Linked DNA regions of Homo sapiens: region 2 is linked to region 1. A link is an interaction called in ENCODE POLR2A ChIA-PET data of the cell type or tissue named here. Cell type or tissue: OCI-LY7. All regions are shown on one strand. Links, peaks and the distances in the headings refer to the core of each region. The heading gives the core; the rest is flanking DNA. Region 1 has its middle 130 kb from the start of LINC02227. Region 2 has its middle 210 kb from the start of LINC02227.

Region 1 (2,919 bases), core at 170-2,669:
AATGGAACTTGTGTTTGAATCCAGGTCAACTAGTTAGGAACTGAGTGTGCTTGAGTTATTCAACTTCTCCTAGCCTCAGTTTCCTCTCCTATAGAATGGGGATGATAATAGCATTTACCTCATAGTATAGATCACATAGGATCCTGAGAAGAGAGAGATACATATAACTTGTAATTTTTATGGCATTGATGTCCTTAAATAATGGTTAGTCAGTGATTCTACTTTTTTCTTCCTCTACCTAAATAGGCTCCCTGTCAGAAAACCAAGATATGTCATTTATACTTTCAAATAATCAGCATGCTCCTTCTCCCATAGTTATTTGCACTTGCATAGGCCTTTTCACTGCAGAGAGGAAGACTCTGTCCCCAGTTTAAGTAATTTTAGGTCCAATTAATTGTATAATGAAGAAAGAAAGGAGGAAATCATTTTAGGCAAAAAGGACAGGCTGTGCAAAGGCTCTGTGTTAGTAGGGAATGTGAGAAATACAAGAGAATAGAAGAAATCCGATTTCTATTTAGGGCATAGACATTCAGAAGGTCATGGTAGGAGAAATAGGAGGGCCAAGACTTTGAAGGCCATGGTGAAGAGTTTTGTCTTTATCCAAAAGCAATGAGTGGAAGGCCACTGAAGTGTCCTAAACCAAGCAGTGATATATTTCAATTTCATTTCAAATAGATAACCCTGGAAGGGGTGTGGAAAATAGATGTGGAGGCAGGCAAGAGTGGATGGAGGCAGGCAAGAGTGGATGTAGCCAGACGAGGCTGGAGGCTACCCCAGTGGCCCAGACTGAGATTGCAGTAGTTTAGAGAAAGCAGTGGTAGAGACAGAGAAATGGAAAGGTTTGATTAATACGGAGGAGGTAAAATTAACTGGCCTTGGCAATGGGTTGGACATAAGCATAAAAAAGAAGGGGGTATCAATGATGACTTGCATGGGCCATCAGCATGCTAGATGCAAAACAAAATAATAAAGTTTAGAGAGAGCAAATTAATTTTCCTAAATTAACAAACATCGATTAGTGACCGAGCTTATGATATGTATGTGGTGTGTATATGTGTGATATGTGTGTATAAGAGAGAAAGACAAAGTATTTATGTGTATGCTGTGTGTTCACACGCACATATCCAGGATATACTATTTAGATAAACTAAAGATTTGAGCCCTGTTTTGCCTCTAGAAGTTAGGAACCTTGTATCTGCCTCTCGCCTCTACTAACTGCATCCCTGTGACATATTACTCAGGCCCCGTGCTTATTTTTCTAAACTGCAGAGTGCATATGCAGCCCTCCATACACTCTCTTTTATCTATCCAGTGTGTGGCCACCTCATTTTTATTGTTATTCTGGCTTCTATTCAATGTATTAGTTTGTGGCCTATGTAAGCATATTTTAACAATTTTGAAGAAATCTTTTCGTCATTGAAGCTTGTCTATAGAAGGCCTGAACTAATCAGTATTTCATATTTTTACTGCTTTCCACCCCCCCTTCCCCCACCACATACACACACCCATATATGTTTTGCTATTTTAAAGAAAGAGATTTAACAGCCATAAGGCACTTTTAAAAATAACATTCACATCTGGGCTGACCACCTGTATGCCAAAATTTAGCTTGATGTTAATTAAAACAGGCATGTTATAAACCTCAGGAAATAGCAGCTGACCCCTGACTATGAATGTAATGCTATAATAATACGTAGTAAAAATAAGACATTTTGAGGCTGTTGCCCAAACCACTCGTGCATTAAAATTCTCACCACTGTATACTCTTGCACGAGGATGGGTAAATCAACTGCAGAAGTGGTCCAACCAAAAAAATAATAATGATAACAATTTAAGGGGTAAGCGCCATTCATTAATGCAACAGATGACTTTAAATGGCTATCCTGGACAGGCACCACCAGTCTGCCTTGTGGAGAGGACTGTGCATGGAGCTTGGAAGACTGATCAGCTCCATCCTGATAGGATAATAATAATATCAACAGTAAAGTTATTGAACACTTTACTGTGTGTCTGGCACTGTGTTAAGCACTTTTAACATACATGAGTGCATTTATCCTCCTAACACCCTACAAGTTAGGTGCTACTTTTATCTCCATTTTACAGATGAGGAAACAAGACTTCAAAGATTTAGTTACCCTCCTTAGGCGGTACAGTGGCTGAGCTGGGATTTGGATGCTGGCCATCTGACCCACAGTCCAGGTGGCTGTACACAACTACAGACTTCACCTTCACTCCCTCTTGGATTCTGCCCTATCTGCGAGTGCCCCCCATGCTTTTCAGATCCAACCACAAGTGACCTCCTGTATTTCCCACTGCCTTTCTTCTGGCCCCTTTTTTTGTCACTTTTCTCCCATATGACCCCAGAGACTCTCCCTCTTCCTTTTCACTTTCTCATCAGCCTCACTTATTTGAAACCACTCTTCTTAATTGCCTTTGACACCCTGATATTTGACAGCTCAGTCTCTGCTCTGCTTTTCATCGGATCCAGCTATTTACCACTACCTCTGAATTCTACAATTGTCTTCTTTCTCCTTGCACTTCAGAATTTTATTTCATAAATTAGGGTATTGAAAATTTTCATTTTAAGTCACATATATATGTATATGTGTGTGCGTGTGTGTGTGTCTGAAATTTCCATAATTCACTTCACTTCCAAATGCGTATTTTTTAAAAGATAAAAACATCTTTGAAACGCAAATATATTGTAGCTCCTGAAAGCCATAATAATGGTTGTGTATTATGGGAAAGAGTCATAGAATCCACTGGATATGAAATATGCAGCAAGATATAACCAAACTCTATCCTACAGGATCCCAAAGGCTTTATGCATACGGTCTTTATTCAAATACACTGGCTTTGAATCAGAAAGACCAAAGATTTGTTCCCACTTCTACACTTACTAGCTGTGTGACTTTGGAC
Region 2 (2,919 bases), core at 330-2,829, 85 kb after region 1:
GTGAAAGGCTCTCGTAACATACATTGTCTCATTTAGCAAACTAAAGCCTGACAATTTTAGCAATCATTTGATTGCCTCACTCTTTATAAAAAAGAAAACAGAAATCTGCATTTATATACATACATATTTGCACCAAAAAAAATATGTACTTAAAACCATTGAAAATCACATGAACACAAAAATAACCAAAGATAATTGCCCAAACATGTTCACACAACTCACTCATGCACTCACTCAAAAATAAGTACATAATGACATTCAGGGTCATAAAATGGATTTCCCTATAAGCGGAAAAAGCATGTGCCCGGGCCACCATTAAAACAGGGGCACCTGAAATAAAAAAATTTTATTGAATTTATTATTTGAAAACCATCAGAGTAGTCATCAGGAGAAAAAACAATTATTCTAGTTGCTTATACTTGTGTAACAATTTAGCATTGCTTTTATTTTCAATTGCAGTTAACTCTTGAACAATGCAGGGATTAGGGGAGCCAATCTCCTCTCCCCTACATGTCAAAAATCTGCATATAACTTTTGACTTAACTACCAAAAACTTAACTACTAATAGCCTACTGAACAGAGAAGTCTTATCAATAATATAGCCAATTAACACATATTTTAGATGTTAAAATGTTTTTCAGAAAAGCATAAGGAAGAAAGAATACATTTACTCTTCATTAAGTAGAAGTGGATCATCAGAAAGGTCTTCATCCTTGTCTTCACATTGACTAGGCTGAGGAGAAGGAGGAGGAGTGGGAGGGTTGGTCTTGCTGTCTCAGGAATGACAGAGGTGGAAGAAAATCCACAAATCAGTGGACACGTTCAGTTCAAACCCATGTTGTTCAAGGATCAACTTTACCTACACTGGGGGTTGGGGAAAGTCACCATAATTTTTTTAGATATTCAGGTTTTGAAAGTCTTAATTGAGCCCCTAGACACACCCCAACTTTCATATACAAATTATGAAATCTGAAACCCAAATCTGCTGGTACTGATGCCCCTGAGCATGATACTTGGGATGGTGGAAAGGGCTCTGTTCCCGAAGCTGGGGGACCTGAATTCTAAACCTAGCCTCCCACTTACTCTCCATTAATATCTTGTTCAATCTCAGTTTCCCAACTGTTAAAAAACAAAAACAAAAAACTAGTTAGTGAAATTGATATGATTTCCAACATTATTCACTTCAGCTTTGATTGCCTATGAATCCCCCTTCTTGCCCAAGGTCATCCACAGCTGGTGGCCGACAGAGGCAGAAGTAGAGGTAATCCCATCTCCTAGTTTAAGGCCTTTTCCACAAAGTTGTACCCACACAAAAGCCCAAGCCCCTTCCTTCTCTCTCCTCCTCCACCTCCTCATTGCTATGCAACTCCTTTCTCATCTCCGGTGCAGCCCATCCACAACCCCTCCCCACCCCCGACAGCTCACACTGCAGGTAGTGCAGGAAAAGATAGCAATGGGGAAAGACAGTCAGGCACATTGAAGGGGTTACTTTGCCTGGGGAACCCTTTATCTGAAGTTGTCCTCAAAAGCGAGAATGAGTTGATTTGCATTTTCCCACTGAAGCATGCAGAGTAGCTGAGGAGTGTTTCTCGTTACCAAGTACCGTCTTCTCTGGTTTGCCCTGAGGCCTTCTCTGGGGCTGGAGCAGCTCTGAAAACACCTGTACGCTGCCCATTTAAATATATGCTTCAGACAAATCTTTTAGGGGTTTCAAAAAGGGAAAAACTAATGCTTTTCCGCCCCAGCATACATTATCCTTCCTGTGAATGCTGCAGGCAGAAATTAACTCTCTCCAAGCTGGTTTATTTAGTCTGTCTTTCCATGTAAAGCCTGCATTCCATGTTAAGGGACTGGCAGTTAACAGCTTTCTCGTTCCTTTCTGCCTGCCTTCCTTTCTTCAATCATTCATTCAGTAAGTAAGTATTTACTGACATCCATTCCATGCAAAAGCACTGTGTTGTCCCCATATCTTCTCCAGAGACAACTTTGACAAGGATCCTGCTCCCAAACTGCTCACAACCTGGCTCAGGTGACAATGGGCCCAGATGTGCCCAAATGTACCCAAATGTTACCTGGGGACCTCACTGCATCTCAGGAATTGGCTCGGACAGTTTCAAGGCTTGTTTGAATCCACAGTTCTCCTCATGACATCTGCAAACTCCTGGCCTTTTTGCTCTGCTGCTACACCTGTGCCTGTTGCCTTGATCGGGCACCAGCACCTCACAACTTTGGTAACTTTGTGGAAGAACTGAGGACAGTGGAGGGCAATTGCATCTCACGCCACATAGCTGTCGGCTGTCTTGATGGCTCTCCACCTCACTCTGCTGGCTCTCAAAGCGTGGGCTCTCCAAAAGGTGACCCACCTCACTACGCACTCTTTTCCAAACAGCGTAAGCCCTGTCCGCTCTGCCTCTTCTCACCCTGCTTCTCTCACAGTGTGTACTTGCAACAGACCAGCCTCCTTCCTGGTATCCAAGAAATTTGGAAAATAAAGTTCTCTCCATCCTTTTACTCAAGTAACTATAATACAAGTGGAAAAATTACAGAAGTCATAAAAGTATGCCTGCCCCCAGGCAGGCAATTAATAAATATATTAAATAAGCATATCTGTTGAAAAGGGGATTGGAAAAGGACTATTGCGGTTCAGGGGAGGGAAAGGTAGCTTTCATAAAGAATTCAGAGAAAGAAGCTTTTCTCCAAAAAGCAGAGTGGCACATGGGCAGGCACCACCTTCCACTATCTAGACCTTCCTGATCCTTCTCTACATCTGTTTTGTTTCCTCTTTTCTCCTTTTGAACATCTGCCCACCTCTTTGTGAAAAAAAAAGAAAAACAGGAAATGAAGGGATTTTGAAGGTCTGAACTCAGGATTCAGGAATTATACAATCCTAAAAGGTCTGGTCAAGTAGAAATTTTTGAG

What was found. Peaks named below come from ENCODE experiments on the same cell type or tissue, not always from the same donor. Only the 100,000 strongest peaks of a DNase experiment are listed, where the experiment ranks them.
Region 2: POLR2A ChIA-PET joins it to region 1 with 5 read pairs; 1 of 35 experiments calls an interaction of 5 or more read pairs at or near these places.

What each region holds. Positions count from the first base shown.
Region 1 is chr5:158,282,268-158,285,186 of GRCh38, reverse strand. No RefSeq gene overlaps it. Among named protein-coding and RNA genes, the nearest start is that of LINC02227, 130 kb to the left of the region's middle. In OCI-LY7, for the core only: CTCF peaks have their summits at 483 and 685; DNase peaks (open chromatin) are centred at 776 and 1,646; H3K4me3 peaks cover 1,139 bases; H3K27ac peaks cover 2,203 bases.
Region 2 is chr5:158,197,422-158,200,340 of GRCh38, reverse strand. No RefSeq gene overlaps it. Among named protein-coding and RNA genes, the nearest start is that of LINC02227, 210 kb to the left of the region's middle. In OCI-LY7, for the core only: no CTCF peak of the experiment used is centred there; DNase peaks (open chromatin) are centred at 1,580 and 2,784; H3K4me3 peaks cover 1,665 bases; H3K27ac peaks cover 2,227 bases.